2 separate regions of the Homo sapiens genome follow, and region 2 is linked to region 1. The links are chromatin loops, found by intact Hi-C in ENCODE. Cell type or tissue: natural killer cell. All regions are shown on one strand. Each heading gives the region's core, and the rest is flanking DNA. Links, peaks and the distances in the headings are about the cores only.

What was found. Peaks named below come from ENCODE experiments on the same cell type or tissue, not always from the same donor. Only the 100,000 strongest peaks of a DNase experiment are listed, where the experiment ranks them.
Region 2: a loop joins it to region 1, with 6 times the contacts of the local background. A loop is called at or near these places in 21 of 110 quality-filtered maps.

What each region holds. Positions count from the first base shown.
Region 1 is chr14:91,063,261-91,075,309 of GRCh38, reverse strand. It overlaps a transcript of DGLUCY not described here. Among named protein-coding and RNA genes, the nearest start is that of RPS6KA5, 8.6 kb to the right of the region's middle. RefSeq lists an enhancer at 11,795-11,944. In natural killer cell, for the core only: no CTCF peak of the experiment used is centred there; DNase peaks (open chromatin) are centred at 6,469, 7,289, 7,899 and 12,029; H3K27ac peaks cover 2,892 bases.
Region 2 is chr14:91,147,724-91,159,772 of GRCh38, reverse strand. DGLUCY (D-glutamate cyclase) reads right to left here. Exons shown (of 14, transcript NM_001102368.3): 2 at 2,083-2,134. Among named protein-coding and RNA genes, the nearest start is that of SNORA11B, 27 kb to the right of the region's middle. RefSeq lists silencers at 3,154-3,448, 6,771-7,049. In natural killer cell, for the core only: no CTCF peak of the experiment used is centred there; a DNase peak (open chromatin) is centred at 4,502.

The sequences.
Region 1 (12,049 bases), core at 4,050-12,049:
ACAATTGGCCCTGGAAAGCCATGAAAGTAAATGCTACTGTGACAACCCTGTAGGAGGAGGATGATGAGCCTCAGAGAGGAGGCCTTAAAAACTCAGCAAAATACCTAATTGGATAAAGAAACTAGGGTAAAATGAACCATGATAAAGAAAAAATGCAAGAAAGGCAAATAGAAGATCCAAGGGGAAAGAAGTTTGTACGATAAAAAGAAGAGCAATTCTTCTTTTTTTTTTTTTTTTGAGACGGAGTTTCTCTCTTGTTGCCCACGCTGGAGTGCAATGGCACGATCTTGGCTCACTGCAACTTCCACCTCCTGGGTTCAAGCAATTCTCCTGCCTCAGCCTCCTGAATAGCTGGGATTACAGGCATGCGCCACCACACCCGGCTAATTTTGTATTTTTAGTAGAGATGGGGTTTCTCCATGTTGGTCAGGCTGGTCTTGAACTCCTGAACTCAGGTGATCTGCCAGCCTCAGCCTCCCAAAGTGCTGGGATTACAGGCATGAGCCACCATGTCCAGCCAAGAAGAGCAATTCTTATAAACATTTTGCCTCTTCAGAGAAAATAATATTAGAGAATACTGCAATATGGTTTTTGCCATTACTTTCAATGGCAAAAATGACAATTACTTTTGCACCAACCTAATAAATGCTGTTTAAGTGATTTTCATGTTTTACGGTCAGTCTGTGGAATACTTAATTATGGTTAAGAATAGAAGGTAAATGTTTTTTAGCCATAAAATTATATGGGGCAGAAATTGGGAGGTAGATGTCAGAGAGAATCTGTCTGAAGAACAAAGATGCTGTTACCTTCATTCTTTTTTTGTTTTTTTGAGTCAGGTTCTCACTCTGTCACCCAGGCTAGAGTCCAATGAGACCACATCATAGCTCACTGCAGCCTCGAACTCCTGGGTTCAAGTGATCCTCCCACCTCAGCCTTCTAAGTAGCTAGGACTATAGGTACATGCCATCACACTCGGTTTATATATATATATATATATTTTTTTTTTTTTTTTTTTGAGACAGGGTATCGCTCAGTTGCCCAGGCTGGAGTGCATGGCACAATCACAGCTCACTGCAGACTTGGCCTCCTAGGCTCATGTGATCTTCCCACCTCAGCCTCCCAAGTAGCTGGGAATACAGGTGCTTGACTGTGTGTGTGTGTGTGTGTGTGTGTGTGTGTGTGTGTGTGTGTATATATATATATATTTTTTTTTTTTGGTAGAGATGAGGTCTCATTATGTTGCCCAGCCTGGTCTCAAACTCCTGGGATCAAGCAATCTGCCCACCTCTACTTCCCAAGGTGCTGGGATTATAGGTGTGAGCCACCGTGCCAGGCAATTTTTAAATTTTTTTGTAGAGATGGGGGTTTGCTATATTGCCCGGGCTGGTCTTAAACTCCTGGCCTCACACGATTCTCCCACCTTGGCCTTGCTAACTTCATTTATCTTCAATTTATCTTATGCAGTAAGACGGTCATAGCTCACTGCAGCCTCGAACTCCTGGGTTCAAGTGATCCTTCTGCCTTGCAGGTTCTTGAAGGTGTAGGGCTGAGGTCCTTGTTTCCTTGTTGGTTGTTGGCAAGGGAGCGGCTCTTAACTCCTAGAGGCTGCTCCTCAGGGCCTTTCCACTTGGTCCCCTCCATTTTCAAAGCCAGCAACCAGATAACCCTTTTGCATTAAAGATTTTTCATGCAGCCAGGAGCGGTGGCTCACACCTGTAATCCCGACGGGGATGGATCACTTGAGGTCAGGAGTTTGAGGCCAGCCTGGCCAATATGGCAAAACCCTGTCTCTACTAAAAATACAAAAATCTCTACTAAAAACACAAACATTAGCCTGGATGACAGAGTTAATTTTTAAAAAATTTTTTTGAGATGGAATCTCACTCTGTCGCCCAGGCTGGAGTATAGTGGCACGATCTTGGCTCACTCCAACCTCTGCCTCCCAGGTTTAAGCAATTCTCGTGCCTCATCCTCCTGAGTAGCTGGGACTACAGGCGTGTGCCATCACACCTGGCTAATTTTTGAACTTTTAGTAGAGATGGGGTTTATCCATGTTGCCCAGGCTGGTCTCGAACTCCTGAGCTCAGGCAATCCATCCGCCTCAGCCTCTCAAAGTGCTAGGCATGAACCACTGCACCTGGCCTGTAATTAACTTTTATGACATCTGCAAAATCCTTTTCACCACATAAATCACATAATCATGGGTGTAACACCTGGTGACAAAAGGCATGGGAGCCATCTTCCATCTTATCCTTCTATTCCACACTACTCAAGAAAAATGACTGTTATTTTTATTTTATGTTTTTTATTTTTTTTGCTGTCACCCAGGCTGGAGTGCAGTGGCATGATCTTGGCTCACTGCAAGCTCTGCCTGCCGGGTTCATGCCATTCTCATGCCTCAGCCTCCCGAGTAGCTGGGACGACAGGCGCCCGCCACCGTGCCCAGCTAATTTTTTGTATTTTTAGTAGAGACAGGGTTTCACCATGGTCTTGATCTCCTGACCTCGTGATCTGCCCGCCTCGGCCTCCCAAAGTGCTGGGATTACAGGCATGAGCCACCGCACCTGGCAATGACTGTTAGTTTTATATAGAATGAGCTTTTCTAAAAAGCTTTAGAAAGCACCATGAGGAAGTTTTGTTTTTTGTTTTTTTTTTTGGTGTCTCAAATCTCACTTTCTGGAAACAGCCATCAATATTTGGTATATGTCATCTGAATTTGGGCATGCAGAGCAAAAAGATCAATAGATAACAATGGAATTTTATTCTGCAAATTATTTTTAAGTAAAATTAAGTTTAATTTTACAGAAAACAGAAATTAAGTAAAATAGAAATAATTGCTGAACTTCAGCTAAATGTTTGTAAACCACAAAAATTCCTAAAATAATCCCCTTAAAGATAAGAAAAAACGAACACAAAAATCATCAAGAAATTAGAATCGTGTCTGTTTTAAAAAGCTGCAGTTCATGGAGTTCTTTTTTTTTTTTTTGAGACAGAGTCTCATTCTGTTGCTCACGCTGGAGTGCAGTGGTGTGATCTCAGCTCACTGCAACCTCCAACTCCCACATTCAAGAGATTCTCGTGCCTCAGCCTCCCGAGTAGCTGGGATTACAGGTGCATGCCACTATGCCTGGTTAGTTTTTTGTATTTTTAGTAGATAAGGGGTTTCCCCAGGTTGCCCAGGCTGATCTTGAACTCGTGGGCTCAAGCGATCCTCCTGCCTGGGCCTCCTAAAGTGCTGGGATTGTAGGCATGAGCCCCAACGCCTGGCTGGAGTTCATTTTTTAGACTGGATTATTTTCCAGCCATTAAAGATGAGTAAATTTACATGCTTAGAAATCTTCCAACTGCCCTTTCCCCTCACTTCCCCATTTTTGTTAGGTGTATAATTATGTTCACAGTATAAGAGTTTGGAATGTTTACATTTTGTTCTTTTTTTTTTTTTTGAGATGGAGTCTCACTCTGTTACCAGGCTGGAGTGCAGTGGCGCGATCTTGGCTGACTGCAACCTCTGCCTCCTGGGTTCAAGCGATTCTTCTGCCTCAGCCTCCTGAGTAGCTGGGACTACAGGCACCCACCACCACGCCCAACTAATTTTTGCGTTTTCAGTAGAGACGGGGTTTCACCATATTGGCCAGGCTGGTCTCAAACTCCTGACCTCGTGATCCACCCGCCTTGGCCTCCCAAAGTGCTGGGATTATAGGCGTGAGCCACCACGCCTAGCCTACATTTTGTTCTTTAACCATAAATTCCACAGCTATTTATTCTTGGTTCTGTATTTAAAACAATTCAAAACTCATCTTCAGTATTTTTTTTAATCCTCAATTCCTTCCTTGATTTCTTTATTTTGATTAATCTCTTGGTTGAATAATTTCAACGTAAAAAACTTTTTTTTCAAGAATGTGGAAACTCTTGAGTTAATTCATGCTCAAGAATGACTGCCAACAGCCTTTAGACTTCTTTTTTTTTTTTTTTTTTGGTGGAATCTCGCTCTGTTGCCCAGGATGGAGTGCAGTGGTGCAATCTCAGCTTACTGCAACCTCTGCCTCCTGAGTTCACACCATTCTCCTGCCTCAGCCTCTTGAGTAGCTGGGAATACAGGCGCGTGCCACCACACCTTGCTAATTTTTTTTTTTGTATTTTTAGTAGAGACGGGGTTTCACCGTGTTTGCCAGGATGGTCTCTATCTCCTGACCTTGTGATCTGCCAGCCTCAGCCTCCCAAAGTACTGGGATTATAGGTGTGAGCCACCACACCTGGTCAGCCTTTAGACTTCTTAAGGGACAATTTGGCAAAATATAAAATTCATGAGTCACAGCTTCATGCCCTTAAGTTTTATAAACCTTGCTTCATTGTCCTTTAACATTGTGTTGCTCTTGGTTTTTAAAAATCTGATGTACTTTGTTATTGATCACTCTGTACTCATTTTACCTTGACACAGTGTGTGCTTTCTACCTGCTGACTCAAGTCTTCATTTTGGTTAAGTTTCCTCCATTATTCTATTGTTTCATTTGTTCTGACTTGGTCTTCAGGAATGCCAATTATGCATCTATTGGATCTCTATTGCTTATTTTCCATAACTATCAAATGTTTATGATTATGTTTATTTCTTTGTTCTTTTCCATATTGTTCCATTGTTTTCCCTCTTGTTCATTCTCTTTTGGTTGATTCCAAAGTGGCTTTCCTGTCTTTCTTTTCTTGAGATTTGCCACTCAGTTTTTTCCTCTTTTGTTGTTCTATAATTCCTTACTTTTACTTCTGAACCTCACCTTTGAGTATTTTTTTTATTTTAAAAAGAGATAACTTTGTAATTTCTCTGATGTGATGGAGAATTATTTGTTAAATAGCATGGGTAGAGGAAGAAGAAGGACTTTGAGGCAATCGGCTGCTTCACTTTAGTGTGTTTCCAAATCTGTTGACAGTATTTCCTCTCCATGAGAGAATGTCTCTGAGATTCTCAGGTTTTGGCTCTCAGGAGGTGCCAAGGCCCCCAGCAAAGCCCTGTCACTCTAGGCTCTCTGGGTTCTAATCTAGAAATTATTTCTCTACCCCCTTCACCCCCTCATCTCCAAGAGACTCTTTTGGCTTGGAGGGCAGGTCACAAAAAATAGAAATAAATAACCATCCTCCAGCTTCTCCCTAATTTTGACCCTCCCTACTATCATACTGGTTCTTCAAAGGAACACTACCAGTTTTTCCTGGGTCTTGTAAGTCAAATATAAATTTCAGTCATTTGAGTACCACTTCCACAATTTTTGCCTTATCTGTAGATCACCTATACTAAAGTCGATTTTTTTTCTTTAAATTAATTCCCAGTTTTTTCAACTAAATGCCTTCTTATTTAAAAAGGAGGTATATTCAAAAATTAGCTGGGTGTGGTGGCAGGCACCTGTAATCCCAGCTACTTGGGAGGCTGAGGCAGGAGAATCACTTGAACCCTGGAGGGGGAGGTTGCAGTGAGCCAAGATTGCACAACTGCACTCCAGCCTGGGTGACAAAAAAAAAAAAAAAAAGAGGCATATCATTATCATAAGTGAAAAATATCAAGCTGGGCACAATGGAACTACACAATAGCTGTAGTTCCAGCTACTTGGAAGGCTGAGGTGGGAGGATGGCTTCAGCCCATGTGTTCTGTAACCCAGCCTGGGCACATTTCTTAAAAAAAAAGAAGGAAAAGTAAAGAAAGTATCACTTGCCATAAATAGAAAGTAAATATTAAAATAAATGCAATGAGGCTGGGTGCGGTGGCTCACGCCTGTAATCCCAGCACTTTGGGAGGCTGAGGTGGGCGGATCACCTGAGGTCAGGAGTTCGAGACCAGCCTGGCCAACATGGTGAAACCCTGTCTCTACTAAAAATACAAAAAAAATTTAGCTGGGCATGGTGGTGGGCGCCTGTAATCCCAGCTACTTGGGAGGCTGAGGCAGGAGAATCGCTTGAACCCGGAAGGTGGAGGTTGCAGTGAGCTGAGATCACGCCACTGCACTCCAGCCTGGGTGACAGAGCAAGACTCCGTCCCAAAATAGAAAATAAACAATAAATAAGTGCAACGAAAACAAAACTTTAGTAAGTTCTAGCCAGATACAGTTGTCTGCTGGGAGCTGAGTCTGAGGTCTGCATTTTCCTTGTTAGAAAGAATGATTAGGACAAATTAGAGAAAAGTTAAAGACTACTGGCACCAAACCAAGGCTTTCTTCTTGATATAATCACAAATGAAAGGGAACTAAAAAAAAGAATCACTTTTTCATTAGGTTATTTAATATAACTCAATGACTCTTCATGTACCACCTAAACTTACTTCACTCTTCCCTAATAACACAAGTCTCCTTTCCCCTTTGGGAAACACCCCTCCAATCCAAGGATCAATGATTTGGTGCCTCTAAGGAAACATATTGCCTGCTCATGGATGTAGGCACTGTACATTGACTCTTAGCATTTCATCAATTTTAGTACAGACTTTGCAGTATTTGGCAGGCATACCTCATGGTTTGTGGTTTGAGGTTCTGAGAGTTTCCTTGTTTCATTAAAAATGGGACCTTTTCTATGTTTTTGCTTTGCTTTCTTTTTGTATTCCGTCCAGAAGATTCCAAGGGAGGAGAGAGGGAGTCCAAATATCTTTATTTTGTTTTATTTTATTTTTTTTGAGGTGGAGTTTCGCTCTTGTTGCCCAGGCTGGAGTGCAATGGCACGATCTCAGCTCACTGTAACCTCCACCTCCCGGGTTCAAGTGATTCTCCTGCCTCAGCCTCCTGAGTAGCTGGGATCACAAGGCATGCCCCACCACGCCTGGCTAATTTTGTATTTTTAGTACAGACGGGATTTCTCCATGTTGGTCAGGCTGATCTCAAACTCCCAACCTCAGGTGATCCACCCTCCTCAGCCTCCCAAAGTGTTGGGATTACAGGTGGGAGCCACCGTGCCCGGCCCCCAATATCTTTATATCTTTTAATTGGATATATATGTGATGCGCATCCCTCTGAAATCTCTCACAGCTGTGTGCTGGTTGGCACAGGTTGAAACGGAGGTGGAACATCTTAAACTTGAATCTTCCCTTTCGTCCTAGTGTTCCTCATCTGCAATGCTAGGAAGGTTGCTAAGCTAGAAAGGTAGTATCTGGTGCATCAAAAGGTAAGGTGAGGACACTGCTTACTTGCTGCTGCCCCCTTCGCAAGACTGTCTCTCTGTGAATGCAAGGGGTGTGTGTGTGTGTGTGTGTGTGTGTGTGTGTGTGTGCGTGCGCGTGTGTGTGTGTGCACGCGCCAGTACATTCCCAACCTTCTCACTTTGTAACTGTGGTGACATGTCAACTTCAGCAGTGGTGGGTGTCTTCAGTAAGTGTGAACTTCACACCACCCCCTAACTGTGTTGGTCTTTGTATCTTGCAGTCTCTTCAACTTACTGGCTCTATATCACATGGCAAAGGTACTGACAGGGTCAAAAATAGTATTAAGATATTGATAATGGGCCAGGTGCAGTGGCTCAGGCCTGTAATCCCAGCATTTTGGGAGGCCGAGGTGGGTGGATTGCTTGGACCCAGGAGTTCGAGACCAGCCTGGGCAACAAGGTGAAATCCCATCTCTACAAAAAAATACAAGAATTAGCTGGGTGTGGTGGCATGTGCCTGTAGTCCCAACTACTTGGGAGACTGAGGTAGGAGGATTGTTTGAGCCCAGGAGGCAGAAGTTGCAGTGAGCCGAGATCGTGCCATTACACTCTGGTCTGTGGAACAGAGTAAGGCCTTGTCTCAAAAAAAAAGAAAAAAAAAAAGATATTGGTAATGTAGTTTTTGACTTTTTGAAAGATTTTCTTTCTTATCTATGTATACTTTGAAGTGTTTTGATAGAGCCAGTTAAAGGAAAGTATGATGTGGTGGGCCTTGGGTGTTTCCTACTTCCTATAAATGCAAAGGTGAGGAACTTCCTGCTCACATTGCCTAAATGGTAAGATTAATCAAGTCCTAGTGGCTTACGCCAAGTGAGGCCCTCTCCCCCCTTGCTTACTTATATAACTAAATGACTGTCCATGTACCACCTAAACTTCTCATCTCTCCTAATGAAAAAGTGTTTTTTTTTTTGGTTCCCTTTCATTTGTGATTATACCAAGAAGCAAGCCTGGGTTTGGTGCCAGTAGTCTTTAGCTTTTCTCTAATTTTTACCAATCACTCTTCTTTTTTTTGTTCTTCCTCAATCTACTCAACATGAAATAACTCTTTCTTTTTTTTTTTTTTTTTTTGAGATGGAGTCTCGCTCTGTCACCCAGGCTGGAGTGCAGTGGTGCAATCTGGGCTCACTGCAAGCTCCACCTCCCAGGTTCACACCATTCTGCTGTCTCAGCCTCCCAAGTAGCTGGGACTACTGGCGCCCGCCACCATGCACGGCTAATTTTTTTTTTTTTTTAGTAGAGACGGGGTTTCACCGTGTTAGCCAGGATGGTCTCGATCTCCTGACCTCGTGATCCACCCGCCTCGGCCTCCCAGAGTGCTGGGATTACAGGCGTGAGCCACCGCGCCCGGCCGAAATAACTCTTTCTAGCAAGGAAAGTATAGACCTCAGACTCAGCTACCAGCAGACAACTGTATCTAGCTAGAACTTACTATCATTTTGTTTTCATTGTATTTATTTTAATATTTACTTCCTGCTTCCTGTTTATGGCAAGTGATAGTGGTTTTTCTTTTTCCTTTGGTTTAGAGATGGGGTCATGCTATGTGCCCGGGCTGGATTCAAGAACTCCTGGGCTCAAGTGATCCTCTCCGCTTCTCAGTGAAGAGGTATAAAGCTAAGGATAGGTGAGACCACATAGAATGGTGCCACAGACATAGGCTTACAACAAAAGGGGGTGAGCACGGACCCCGTTCTGGCAGCAGGTACCAAGCCAGCCTGGATAAAGTCAGTTTCTTTTCTTTCCTTCTTTTTTTTTTTTTTTTTCTTTTTTTTTTCAGATGGGGTTTCACTCTGGTACCCAGCCTGGAGTGCAATGGCGCAATCTCAGCTCACTGCAACCTCTGCCTCCCGGGTTCAAGTGATTCTCCTGCCTCAGCCTCCCTGGTGGCTGGGATTACAGGCATGTGCCACCAGGCCCGGCTAATTTTTCTATTTTTAGTAGAGACAGGGTTTCACCATGTTGGCCAGGCTGGTCTCAAACTCCTGACCTCAGGTGATCCTCCTGCCTTGGCCTCCCAAAGTGCTGGGATTACAGGCGTGAGCCACCACGCCCAGTGGATAAAGTCAGTTTCTGAGAGGAAGAAACATATTTTCAAGGTCTTTTCTTGATTACTCTTCTGGCCATAGCAGAAATCTGACCTTTTGCTGGACAACCTCTCTGTCTCAGCCTTTTCACGGACCCCACCCTCTCTACTTCTCCATCTCTCAGGGCAGGAGGGAGCAGTGACTTTTTCCTCACTTCCAGCTGCTGCATCCTCCAGGCCATAGTCCATTATCTCACCCCAGTTCAACAACTTTTCCTCATTTGACTCCAAGCTGTCTGGTCACATCACTAATCACTCAAGCCCCGCACCCATTTAATTTGGTGTTTTCAGCTACTCATTTATAATTTTCCCTCCTATTTTCTCTAGTGTCATCACTACCTCTGAAAAGTTGCTGTTTTTTCCAAAACTCCAATTTGCTCTTATTTACCACTGTCTGCTCTAATAGTTGTGCAAGAGTTGTGCATTACAAACTTGGTTGTACATTAGGTTAATGATGTGGGGAGCTTTAAAAAAAATCCCAAAGTCCAGGCCCAACCCCAGACCAATTTAAGTCACATTCTTTAGGGGTAGGAGTGGTGGAGATTTTTGTTTTGTTTTGTTGTTATTTTTCAGTATCCCAGGTGATCCCGATGTTCAGCCAAGGTTGAGAACTCATCCATACTAGCGCCAACTCCTTGGACTCCATCCTATTCTTCCAGGCTAGCAGCTTATCCTGGCTTCATTGCCTTCTCACCCAGCTTAGGCCCCAGGGTCATTCACTTTAACCAGGTTGTTGCCCAACCGCTCATCTCCCACCCAGAGGGGATATGTAAGTTGCTAGAGAAAGACACTTCACTATCCTGATTCAGGCTTTCTAACTCCACTGGAGCCCTGTGCTAATCAGCGTTTATACAAGCTGCCTGGATAGATCTATTTCTCATAGTGGCTGTTCCAACCTGTTTCCACTCTCCTCAGATCCCTAACCCATGCCCTCCCCTCCCTCCTATCACTCAGCACAGTGCTTAAGTCTGTGGAAGAAACTCTTCCTACATGTGTGCACATTTAAGTGATCATATGGCGTGCTTCTGCTTTACTAAGTTTACTAAGTTTTGCAACTCTTCTGCAATTTTAAAATTATTTGAAAATAAGATTAAAAGCCAAAAAACCGAAAAACTCCCTGGATCCCTCCAGCTAGGATCTTTGTTCTCTATTTTCCTTTGGAGAAAAATATGTCCCCACACATGGTTACTACTTCCTCACCTTCCATTTGCCTTGCCAAAACTGCTCTGGATATTGTCATCAGTGGTACCCAAGTTGACAAATTCAGTGGATCTTTCTAGACCTCATGTTATATGACATCTTAGGGTATCTGATACAGCTGACCATTCCCTTCTTCTGGAAATACTTTGGCTTCCAAGATACAAAACTCTCCAGGTTTTCCTTTTCTACCTCTAGCTCCACCTTCTTATTCCAACTTTTCTTTTCTTTTTTTTTTTTTTTTTTTTTGAGACAGAGTCTGACTGTGTCACCCAGGCTGGAGTGCAGTGATGCGATCTCAGCTCACTGCAACCTCTGCCTCCTGGGTTCCAGTGATTTTCCTGCCTCAGCCTCCCGAGTAGCTTGGATTATAGGCATGCACCACCATGCCCAGCTAATTTTTGTATTTTTAGTAGAGATAGGGTTTCACCTTGTTGACCAGGCTGGTCTTGAATTCAAGCGATCTGCCCATCTCAGCGTCCCAAAGTGCTGAGATTACAGGCATGATCCACCGCACCCAGGCTTCTCCCTAGGTAATCTCATTCGTACCTCTGGCCTCAAATGTCATCTATGTGCCAGTGATTCCTAAGCTTACATCCCTATGCTAGACCTCTCTTCAGAGCTCTAGACTCATATATCCACATAGCTACTTAATTTTGGCCCTGGATGTCTCAAAATTAAACTCTTGATGTTCTCTCTCATATGTGCTCTTCCTTTAATTTGTCCCTTTCATTATTAAATGGTACTGCCATCCTCTTCCAGCCACTAGCTGCTCACGCTAGAAACACTGGTGTCATTTCAGATATTTCCATTTTTCTCACTAACCAAGTCTAATCCTTCAAGTTCAAAATATAAACATAGAAATGTTCCATTTCTCTCCATCTCTACTGCACCCACTCTCATCTTTTGCCCAGATTACAGTGATAGCCTCCTAACTGGTCTCCTTGTATCCCATTTTGCCTTCTCCAGCGCAGTCTCCAAACACTAACTTCAGTGACCTTCTGAAAATACTACCACGATTATATCATTCCTGTGTTTAAATTCCTTCTACTGCTTCCCACTTCACACAGGATAAAGTCCAAAAATATTAATAAGAGCAACCACATACTTCCTGACCGGGCCTCTGCCCACCTCCTGAACCTCATCCCTTGCTTACTGCATTAAGGCTCCACTGCCTTTCTCAATCTCTCAACCGAATAGGCTCTTTGCCTGCCTCAGGACATCTTCCTAAAATTTTGATCCCTCCATATTACACATATGAAGTAGTATAAGGCTAGATTATGCTTTGGTAGCAAATAATCCCATCTAACTAGCTTATGCCTAAAACGGTGTATGTATTGCTCACATCACAGTCTGACATAGGTCAGGTGGCTCCTTAAAGAATTAAGTGGAAACTCAGGGGTTCAGAGTCCTCCCAGTCTGTGGCATACCCACATTAAAAATGTGGCCTTTGTTACAGCAGTTGAAAGAGAAGAGTGTGAGTGATTATGCAAGGAGTTTTCTGGTCAGGCCTGAAAATGTTATATATCATACCAATAGGATCTGCCCATACCCCATTGGCCAGATCATAGTCATATGACCCTAACCTAACTGCAAAGGAGGTAAGAAAAA
Region 2 (12,049 bases), core at 1-8,000, 89 kb before region 1:
CGCAATCGCAAGTGAAATAAGAGGCCGAGTTTCTGTCGACATGTGACTTCCCTTATTTAGATTTAGGTTTCTAGAAGGTATAGGGACTTTGTGTTTTCTTCTTTGTCCTTCCCCTAACCCCACTCTAGGCACAGTGCCTTATACAATCTTTGGTGAGTAAATAGATATTGTAGATTTTTAAAAGTAGAATGTGTTTTTTAAATCACAATTAAAAGCTAAAAAATATGATTTTTAAAAAATAGAGGTGGTCTCAAATCTCTAGGAAATTGTGCTCAGAAAGGAATCCTGTAAGTTGACTTCTTTTTTGTTTGTTTGTTTTTCTTGAGGCAGAGTCTCGCCACTCTGTCTCCCAGGCTGGAGTACAGTGGCGCAATCTCAGCTCAGTGCAACTTCCGCCTCCTGGCTTCAAGAGATTCTCATGCCTCAGCCACCTGAATATCTGGGATTACAGGTATGTGCCACGACACCTGGCTTGTTTTTGTATTTTTAGTAGAGGCGAGGTTTCACCTTGTTGACCAGGCTGGTCTCAAACTCTTGGCCTCAAGTGATCAGCCCACCTTGGCTTCTCAAAGTGCTGGGATTACAGGCGTGAGCCACCACACCTGGCCTAAATTGACTTATGCTATTAAAAAAAGAGGTTTTAGCCAGGTGTGGTGGCTCACGCCTGTAATCCCAGCACTTTGAGAGGCTGAGGCAGGAGGATTGCTTGAGGCCAGGAGTTCAAGACATGCCCAGGCAACATGGCAAAAACCCATGTCTACCAAAAAAAAAAAAAAAAAGCCAGGCATGGTATTGCATGCCTGTAGTCCTAGCTACTTGGGAGGTTGAGGTGGAAGGACCACTTGATCCCAGGAGGTCAAGGCTGCGGTGAATCAAGATCACGCCACTGCACTCCAGCCTGGGCAACAGAGTGAGACCTGTCTCAAAAAAAAAAAAAAAAAGATAGGTTTTAGTATGTCAACAAAATCTAGAGCTAGATAACCACATTGTGTTGGTCTCTAAAGCATAGCCAAGGTCCTTTTCATCCAAATATACCCAGTGCCTAGCATAGTGGCACAAAGGTGGGAGTTCAGTAAGTGTTTGTTGGATGACTAGCTGACTGCAGAATGAATGAGAGCAGGATTCAAGGACAGTGCCCATAGTGAGGGTTCTGGACAAGCCTGACTTTCCACAATTCTATCTAAAGAGAAGAACTCAGTGGAATTCCAAACCACCAATTTATGTTTTCAACTCTAATCTCCTAGATAGAAAATAATGTAAACCCCAGGGCCATTTTAACAAAGAATTTGAGATTACATGAAATCTCTAGCAAACAAAACAAAAAGAATATTGCTTTGGAAGGAGGAGAGATGTACTTAGAGCCAACAGTGAGTACTTTAATAGCTGTGGGAACAAAGTGCTGTGGGGACACAGGGGAGAGAACACTTAGTCCCCGCAGGCTAGTGGGAGGGGGTGCTGGGAGGAGTCAGGTGAGGTAGGATTCCATTGCCCAGTGAAGATTCTGAGGCTTAAAGCAGCTGCTTTGGCAGGTCAGGCCTGGGCTTGCCTAACGCCTGGGCCTGGCAAGCCTGACCACCTTAGCCAAGCAACTGAGCTACCAGCCAGGGTCCTGAATGTCTGTGGTTCCCCAGGGTCACTGCACACTGCAGAGAGGACCTAGCACCTCTGCCTGGCACACAGCAAAGGCCAAAGAGAGAAGCTTTCCATAACCTTGTGGGGAATAGCAGCCACTCCTCTGATAACCGTCCTCATTTGCCCAAACCCACTGGAATGGGCCACCCCACAGGTACCTCCACCCACCCTCATTATTACCCTAGAGGGCAGCAGGTGCAAGCTGTGTGCTGTTTTGCAAATACATTTTAGCCAGGAGACCAAAGTCTGAGGGTTATTGCCTTCTCTTTCCTTTATTTATGTACTGTTTTAATGTAAATGTAAGTTGATTTCTAGGTTGCTTTCCTGGCCTGGAGAGAAATGAGTGTTGCCAGAAATCCTGCCCTGTGAAATGCATGCTGGGAGTGTGCCAGGCACCCCAGTGTCACCCACCGTGCATGCTGGGAGGAAAAGAAGGCTGAGAGCCCCTACCTTACAGAGTCGTCCCTTTGAAGGCAGGGTTAAACAGGGTGTAACTTGGCTCCTGCAAAGTCAAAAAAAAAATGCCTTCAATATACACCAATCAGAGAATGCCCACTCACAGTAAATGATAGCAACTACCACCATATATGGTGACCCACAGTGTGCCAGGACCATGCTAGGGCGTTTACGTACATCATCTGTTAGTTTGTCACTATAGTCCCACACACAAAAAAGGCATTGTTAATCCTATTACAGACAGAAACTGAGGTCCAACGAGCTCAAAGAAGTTACCTAATAATAAAGCAGGTCTAAGTTCATGTTTGTTTGATCACTATTTACCTTTCTATATGTATGAATCTATGTATGTATCCATCCATCCATCCATCCACCCATTCATCCATCCATCTATCCACCCACCCATCCATCCATCCACCCATTCATTCATCCATCCATCCATCCATCCATCCACCCATCCATCCATCCACCCATTCATTCATCCATCCATCTATCCACCCATCCATCCATCTATCCATCCACCCATTCATCCATCCATCCATCCATCCATCCATCCATCCATCCACCCATCCATCCATCCATCCACCCATTCATCCATCCATCCATCCATCCATCCATCCACCCACTCACCCATTCATTCATCCATCTATCCATTCACCCAGCCATTCATCCATTCACCCACCCACCCATTTTGTGGTGTTAGGAATCACATCCTCAGTATATTTTAAAAATAACAGGGACCTTCCCACTATCCCCAACAAGGTGATTTTAGGGCCAGAGCCTCTTCAGCCCATATGCTTTTAGGGACTGAATCCTGAACTTCTCAGACTTTCTATCAGGGCACTGGGGAACCCACTGCTGCATGGCCCAGGTATCTTGTTTTCCGGAGTGGTCTTCCTCTAGAAGTGAGGTGAGATGAGATCCAATCAGTGAGCCCTGGCTAGAATCCAAAAAGCTACCTTTCTGCTCTGAGCTCTCTCTTTTCTCTTTAGAGAACAAACTATCAAACCCAGAAACATCATTCCCTAACATCAAATATATCAGAGAGGAGCCCCACAGACAGTCAACCCCTAGCCAGATCTGACAAGCCCCAAACTTCAGTGTAAAAATATCTCATGTATGCTTGTCACAGATTTCTGAAATTCCACCTTTAGAAAGTAATTTCTCTGTTTACCCAAGCAATCCAATCCTAGGACTGTATCCTACAGATGTGCTCAAACAGTGACTGAGTACACAGCAGCACTGTTTGTAAAAGAAATGATTTAGAAACAGGCCGGGCACAGTGGCTCATGGCTGTAATCCCGGCACTTCGGGAGGCCAAGGTGGGAGGATCGCTGGACCCCAGCAGTTTGAGACCAGCCTAGGCAACATGACAAAACCCTATCTCTACAAAAAATACAAAAATTAGCCAGGTGTGGTGGTGCATGCCTGTAATCCCAGCTACCCGGGAGGCTGAGGCAGGAGAATCACTTGAACCTGGGAGGCGGAGGTTGCAGTGAGCCGAGATCACGCTACTGCACTCCAGTCTGGGCAACAGAGCGAGACTCCATCTCAAAAAAAAAAAAAAAGAATGAGGCTACCCTACACACCTTATCTGAAATAATCTCCCAATGATGCAAAATTAACAAGGCAAGGTGGAGAATTCTCTATTAACCGACATGCCCATGTTCTGTTCACATCCACATAGACATCTGTGGAAGGATGGAGAAGAGCTTGGTATCAGTGGTGCCCTCAGAGGGGAAAGTGGGAGACTGGGGCCTGAGCAGGAGTGGCTGTCGCACTACATTTTATGTGAATGGCGCCCTCTGGAGTTGTGCCTTGGGGTGGCCCTGATGGAAGAGAGGCTTTCTGCTCTTTTGTCTTTTCTGTCCTTTTTTTTTTTTTTTTGGAAACAGGGTCTTGCTCTCTTGCCCAGGCTAGAGTGCAGTGGTACAATCACAATTCACTGCAGCCTCAAACCTCCTGGGCTCAAGCAATCCTCCCACCTCAGTCCCCTGAGTAGCTGGGACTACAGGTGAGCACCACCACGCCCATCTAATTTTTAAATTTTTCTTTTTGTAGAGACGGGGCTGGTCTTAAACTCCTGGGCTCAAATGATCAGTCAGCCTTGGCCTCTCAAAGTGCCAGGATTATAGGAGTGAGCCGCCGTGCAAGGCCAAAGCCACCACGCCTGGCCATCAGTCAACTCTCTAGCCTATAAAAACACGTTTATCTCTTTGGAGATTCCAAGGATTTTAGAAGTTGTATGCCAGGAAACCAGAGGAAGACCAAATACATATCTCATAATATCACAGTACCTCACTGAGTGGTGGTAAGGGTTAAAGTTGTAAACTCATGTAAGGCTCTCAGGACACTTCTGGCCGGTTCACAGTTAGCGCTGTGGAAGTGTTACCCATGTTTATTACTCTGGGCCCCGTGCCAAAAACACAGTGGTGAATAAGACAGTCACAGCCCACACTCACAGGGGTTTACCGTCCCAGGAGACAGACATTAAACGCATAATTACCATCTACCATCGTGTCTGTCTTCCAGGAAAAGATAGAAAAGTAAATAGTTAACTATAACACCATGTGCTTAGCGCTCCGGGGCCTGTGGACTCAGGGTGGAGGAGAAGGGGCTGAGTCTAAAAGGAGAGTAGGGGTCAGACTAGAAGCAGGCTGGGGAGGGAGAAGGCCCTCTAGGCCCAGGGGCCAGCAGGAGCAAGGCAGGGAGGTACTGGGGGGACCAGCTGTCCGTGCTGCAGAGCCTGACACAAGGCAGGAGGTGGCGGGAGCTGGGTCTGGAAAGGAAAGCAGCGGCTGGCTCATGGGGACCCACCTGTCATGTGAAGAAATTTGGATTTATCCCGGAGCCTCAGGAAATCACAGAAGGTACTGAGCAGTGAGTGATTTGTGAAACTTGCCTTTTAGGAAGCTAGTAGGGCTGCAGGTCGGGGACGGACAGCAGGGCAGCCAAAGCGCAAAGTTGGCAGATGAGATGGGAGCGCAGGGCAGAGAAGGAGCATCAGAAAGTCTCTCTCGCAGGTGTGAAAGGAAAATAAATCTTGAGACCCCAAAATCACTAAGCCAAAGGGAAAAGTCAAGCTGGGAACTGCGCAAGCCTGCCTCTCATTTTGTTCCTAAATAAGATCGCTAAAAGATGAATTCCTTGTGGGCTTCAACATCTTTACCCTAAAACAGTTCTATTGAATTTCACCCTGGCAATGTAAATTGACAGCTTATTTTCATGGGTGCCCGACAAAGAATAGACAGAACCCAAAGTCATCCCTCTGAGGCTCACCTGAGACAAATGCATATCTGATTGCTTCCTCTGCCCTATTGTTTATGTAAAAATGTAGATTCACTGAGCCAGACTAAGGCATAAGTGACTACTCCTCTACCCTCCTCTCACATGGAAATTGTGTATTCAGTGAAAGGCTGATCAATCTCACACATAGATTGATTTCTCAGGTCTCCCTAAAATGTATAAAACCAAGCTGTGGCCAGGCATGGTGGTTCACGCCTGTAATCCCAGCACTTTGGGAGGCCAAGTTGGGCAGATCACCTGAGGTCAGGAGCTCAAGACCAGCCTGGCCAACATGGCAAAATCCTGTCTTTACTAAATATACAAAAATTAGCTGGGCATAGTGGTGCACACCCGTAATTCCAGCTACTTGGGAGGCTGAGGCAGGAGAACTGCTTGAACCCGGGAGGCAGAGGCTGCAGTGAGTCGAGATCGCACCACTGCACTCCAGCCTGGGTGACAGAGTGAGACCCTGTCTCAAAAAACAAACAAACAAACAAAAATAATAAAAACCTGTACCCCGACCACCTTGGGTGCATGTCCTCAGGACCGCCTGAGGCTGTATGTTAACGCTGTATCCTTAACTTTGGCAAAATAAACTTTCTAAGTTGATTGAGCTCTGTCTTAGATACTTTTGGGTTCACATAGGAAAGAACCTTGCAGGGGAGAGGCTGCCTTCATCCTTCATGGGCCCGGCAAGGCCTGCATGAGCAGGCAGTGCTCATCACACCATGGGGAACAGCTGAGGTTGTTCCCGTGACGCAGAAACAAGCAAGCAGGCTCACACCCAAGGGAGGGGGTTTTCCTCTTTTCCTTTCAGTTCAGAGAAGACAAGCCTTTCCATCTGTTGTACTCACTGCTGGATGTGCAGCATCAACAGTGCCTGGCACACGGGAGGTGCCCAATAAATGTTCACTGTCAGCCGGGTGCGGTGCCTCACGCCTGCAATCCCAGCACTTTGAGAGGCCGAGGTGGGCGGATCACTTGAGGACAGGAGTTTGAGATCAGCCTGGCCAACATGGTGAAACCCTGTCTCTACTAAAAATACAAAAATTAGCCAGGTGTGGTGGCGCATGTCTATAATCCCAGTTACTGGGGAGGCTGAGGCACGAGACTCGCTTGAACCAGGGAGGCAGAGGTTGCAGTGAGCCGAGATTTCGCCACTGCACTCCAGCCTGGGCGACAGAGCGAGACTGTGTCTATAATAAATAAATAAGTAAATAAAGCTCACTGTCAGGAGGGATGGGCAGAGCATGTGGCTCACACAAAGGCAGCTGAGAAAAGGCGGCCAGGGAGGCAGGAGAGAAACTTTGTGATTCAGAAGCAAGTATTTCAAGGAGGAATTTACGGTCCGGGGAGGTCAAGGAAGAGAAAACCCAAGAAGCATCCACTGAACTTCATAACCCAGGCTCCTTCTTCCAGTTTATCCCACTGAAGCCCTCACAGCTCCACCAGCCCACAACGACAGGAAACACCTTATATTCATGTAGCATCATATTTAGAACCACGAAGGATGCACACGAAAAACAGAAGACACAGCTTCCTTGAAGCTTCCAGTCCAGTCAAGAAGATCCTATTATTTACAAGAATAAACAACTCACAGTGTTACAAAACTCCATTTTTGGTTTCTGTAGATGTCCCCTGGATCACTTCCCCAGAGTCCCACAACTTGATAATGGAAGAACAAAATGAGTAGGTGTGCAGACCTTGTCTCTCTACTCATTAATTTTTGTGGTAGGAGTTGCTCAATGTTTGCCAAGAGAGTTGCTGGTGGTAGCCTAAATACAACTGCAAATTTGCAAAATAAGTGTTGCTGCAAGGAAGAAGGCATCCTAACTGTATAATCATTTTATTTAAAAAATGGTATTATAATAGCAGAGACAAGATTGGGGAAATGCTGGTAGTCATAATTAAGATTTGTTTATTTAATAGGTTAAATACAAGGGCTCCCCACATGCAAAGAATTGTTAATGAAACAAGTATTTTCTTTCTTTATTTTTTTTCTTGAGACAGGGTCTTGCTCTGTCATCAGGCTGGAGTGCAGGTAGTGCAATGATGGCTCACTGCAGCCACAACCTCTCAGGCTCAAGCCATCCTCCCACCTAAGCCTCCTGAGTAGCTTGGGACCACCACAGGCATGCACCACTGTGCCCAGCTAATTTCTGTTATTTTTTTGTAAAGATGGGGGTCTCACTATGCTACCCAGGCTGTATTTTCTGAACTCCTGGGCTCAAGCGATCCTCCTGCCTTGGACTCCCAAAGTGTTGGGATTACAGGCATGAGCCACAACACCTGGCCAAAACAAATATTTTCAATGAAAGCAAATGGTGGTCCCTTCTCCTCCCCTTTCTAAACAATCCAGTCCTAAAGCCACAAGGTGGAGCTGAGTAAGGTAGGACTCCGTGGTGGGGAATGGCGGGTAGGGTCTCTTATGACATGAGACCCTGTCTATAAAGAAAAAAGAAGGGCTGGGTGGGGTGGCTCACGCCTGTAATCCCAGCACTTTGGGAGGCCGAGGCCAGGAGTTCAAGACCAGTCTGGCCAACATGGCAAAACCCCGTCTCTACTAAAAATACAAAAATTAGCCAGGTGTGGAGGCGCACGCCTGTAATTCCAGCTACTCAGGAGGCTGAGACAGGAGAATCTCTTGAACTCAGGAGGCGGAGGTTGCAGTGAGCCAAGATCGCACCACTGCACTCCAGCCTGGGTGACAGAGCAAGACTGCATCTCAAAAAAAAAAAAAAGAAAAGAAAAGAAAAAATAAAAAAGATGAATAATGAGATATAAAAAAGATTTTCTTTAGTACCATTCTTGAAATGTTTTGTCACTTTGCAATTATTTTAAAATAAAAAAAATAGGCCAGGCATGGTGGCTCACGCCTGTACTCCCAGCACTTTGGGAGGCCAAGGCAGGTGGATCATGAGGTCAGGAGATCGAGACGAGACCATCCTGGCTAGCATGGTGAAACCCTGTCTCTACTAAATAATAAAAAAAAATTAGCCGGGTGTGGTGGTGGGCGCCTGTAGTCCCAGCTACTTGGGAGGCTGAGTTAGGAGAATGGCGTGAACCCCGGAGGCAGAGCTTGCAGTGAGCCGAGATCACGCCACTGCACACCAGCCTGGGCGACAGAGCGAGACTCCGTCTCAAAAAAACAAAACAACAACAACAAAGAAATAAGAAACTATAGAAAAATTATGGATAAACAAAATGTGGTATATACATACAGTAGAATATTCTTCAGCCTTAAAAAGGAAGGAAATTCTGATGCATGCTACAACATGGGTGAACCCTGAGCACGTTATGCAAACTGAAATAAGTCAGACATAAGTGACAAATATTGTATGATTCCATTTCTATAAGACACCCACAACAGACAGATGGACAGACATGGAAAGCTGAATGGTGGTGACCACAGGCTGGGTCCAGGAGATGGGGTGGGGAATGGGGAGTTACCGTGTAATGGGCAGAGAGTTTCAGTTTGGGAAGATGAAGAGAGTTCTGGAAATGGAGAGTGGTGATGGTTGCACAACAATGTGAATGTACTTAATGCCACAGAACTGTACACTTAAAAATGATTAAAATGGTAAACTGTATGTTGTATATTTTTAACCATAATAAAAATTTTAAATTAAAATGTTAAAAATCAAGTTGTGATTGTTAAAAAACATTCGGATTAAGGCCAGGTGTGGTGGCTCATGCCTGGAATCTCAGCACTTTGGGACGCTGAGGCGGTAGGATCCCTTGAGTCCAGGAGTGCGAGACCCCCATCTCTACAAAAAACAAAAACTAAAAAAATTAGCTGGCATGGTGGCGTGCACCTGTAATCCCAGCTACTCAGGAGGCTGAGGCAGGAGGATTGCTTGAGCCCAGGAGGTCAAGACTGCTGTGAGCCACGATTGCACCACTGCACTCCAGCCTGGGGGACAGTGAGACATTCTCTCAAAAAAAAAGAAACATTCACATTAAATGTTTAGTTTCAAATTGTTGGTGTGAAAAGCAACAATTTTTCAATGTGTTGCTGAAAAGCACCACACCAGACTCAGTGTGTGTCTTGAATATCAAATATTCTAGCCCCGGGGCCCCTGTTCCAGCTCCACAGGAAGGCGCTAATATTGGGAAAGGAAGGTTTTGTGTGGGTGCTTCACACAGGCCAAACTGGATTTTTTTTTTTTTTTTTTTTTTTTGAGATGGAGTCTCACTCTGTCACCCAGGCTGGAGTGCAGCGGCGCAATCTCCACTCACTGCAACTTCCACCTACTGGGTTCAAGCAATTCTCCTGCCACAGCCTCCTGAGTAGCTGGGACTACCGGTGCCTACCACCATGCCTGGCTAATTTTTGTATTTTTAGTAGAGGCAGGGTTTCACCATATTGGCCAGGCTGGTCTCAAACTCCTGACCTTGTGATACGCCCGCCTCGGCCACCCAAAGTGCTGGGATTACAGGTGTGAGCCACCGCACCCAGCCCAAACATAAGCTTTATGACTCTGAAAATTTGGGAATAACTCTGTCTGCCCAGCATGACTGTGAATGTCCATTCTTAGAGAGTTCTAGAATATTTGAGAACCTCATTCTTCAAAGTAAATCTGCTTTTAGTTACTTAGCCAAATAAAGCAACCCAACCAAGTGGCAAAAGTCCAAGGTATGACTGCTAAGGGCAAGAAAGGCCAACCCTTCTGTTTCACAGTTTGCTTGGCCTGTAAAACTAGAGCACACGTGTTTGCTTATTTAGTACAGAGTTTCTGCAACGGGTCCATCAGGCCAAATTCCTGTAACCACAAAATATGATGCACGAAATCTACATGCAGGTTGAGTGTATGATACTGCCAACAGTAAACGCTGAGTCATCGGTTCCATGGTTAGTCCTAATGATAAACTAGGCAGTTCCTTTAAGGATGTTTAGCTACTTCTGGCACTGCACAGCTCAACCAACGGCCTGACCCACAAGCCTACTTCAGGGTCACCATGAGCACCACTCCCTGGTTGGAGAGACTGGGGGCTCCACACATCTCCATCACTGGGAGAGAATTTGCCAGAGTGATAACGACCTAGAGACACCACCTGCATACACAGAAGACAGGCTGAACTAATAGCAAAGTATGCAAACTCTTTGGGCCTCAGTTTCTTTCTTTTCTTTTCTTTTCTTTTTTTTTTTTTTGAGATAGAGTTTCGCTCTTGTTGCCCAGGCTGGGGTGCAATGGCACCATCTCGGCTCACAGCAACCTCCGCCGCACGGGTTCAAGTGATTCTCCTGCCTCAGCCTCCCGAGTAGCTGGGATTACAGGCATGCGCCACCACGCCTGGCTAATTTTGTATTTTTAGTAGAGACGGGGTTTCTCCATGTTGGTCAGGCTGATCTCAAACTCCCCACCTCAGGTGATCCACCCGCCTCGGCCTCCCAAAGTGCTGAAATTACAGGTATGAGCCACCGCGCGTAGCCTTTACTTTTCTTTTTTTGAGACAGGGTCTCACTCTGTCGCCCAGGCTGGGGTGCAGTGGCACAATCACGGCTTACTGCAGCCTTGACCTCCTGGGATCAAGCGATCCTCCTACCTCAGCTTCCTCAGTAGCTGCTACTACAGGTACACTGCACCATGCCTGGCTAACTTCTGTATTTTTTTGGTAGAGACAAGGTTTCACTATCTTGTCCAAGGCTGGTCTTGAACTCTTGAGCTCAAGTGATCCTCCTGCCTTGGCCTCCCAAAGTGCTGGGGTTACAGGCATGAGCCACTGCGCCCAGCAAGGGCCTCAGTTTCTTCATGTCAAATGCCACACATGCAGGACAGACATTTTGTTAGCACCTTCTGGTTCTATCATTTTCGTAATCTGTAACTAAACAATAATTTATGAGTTAATGATGTTATTGAGTTTTAAGTTTTTGGTTGTTAAAATAAATTCCTAGCCAGGCACAGTGGCTCATGCCTATAATCCCAGCACTTTGAGAGGCCAAGGTGGGTGGATCGCTTGAGCTCAGGAGTTCGAGACCAGCCTGAGCAAAATGGTGAGACCCTGTCTTTACTAAAAATACAAAAAAATAGCCAGGCATGGTGGTACACACCTGTGGTCCCAGCTACTTGGGAGGCTGAGGTAGGAATATCGCTTGAGCCTTGGGGGTGGAGGTTGCAGTGAGCCGAGATGGAGCCACTGCACTCCAGCCTGGGTGATGGAGAGAGATCCTGTCTCAAGAAAAAAAAAAAATCCTTTGTTAGAGATGTGTGTATCTTTCTTTTTTGAGACAGAGATTTACTCTGCCATCCAGGCTGGAGTGCAGCGGTGCAATCTTGGCTCACTGTAACCTCCACCTACTTAGTTCAAGCGATTCTCCTGCCTCACCCTCCCAAGTAGCTGGGATTACAGGTGCGTGCCACTGCACCTGGCTAATTTTTGTATTTTTAGTAGAAATGGGGTTTCACTATGTTGGCCAGGCTGGTCTTGAACTCCTGACCTTAAGTGATCCACCTGCCTCAGCCTCCCAAAGTGCTGGGACTACAGGCTCACGTGCGCCACTGCGCCCCGTCTGTGTTTCTTTAATTGAGAATAAAATTACCTTCAGTTGGTTGGTCTGGTCTCAGAATCACACATTGGTCCAGAATTACACTTGCCCTGCTCTGAAGAAGAATGCCACCTGAGAGCACAAATGTATAGAAAGAAATGTACATAATAAAGCCATCACAGAAGCAGA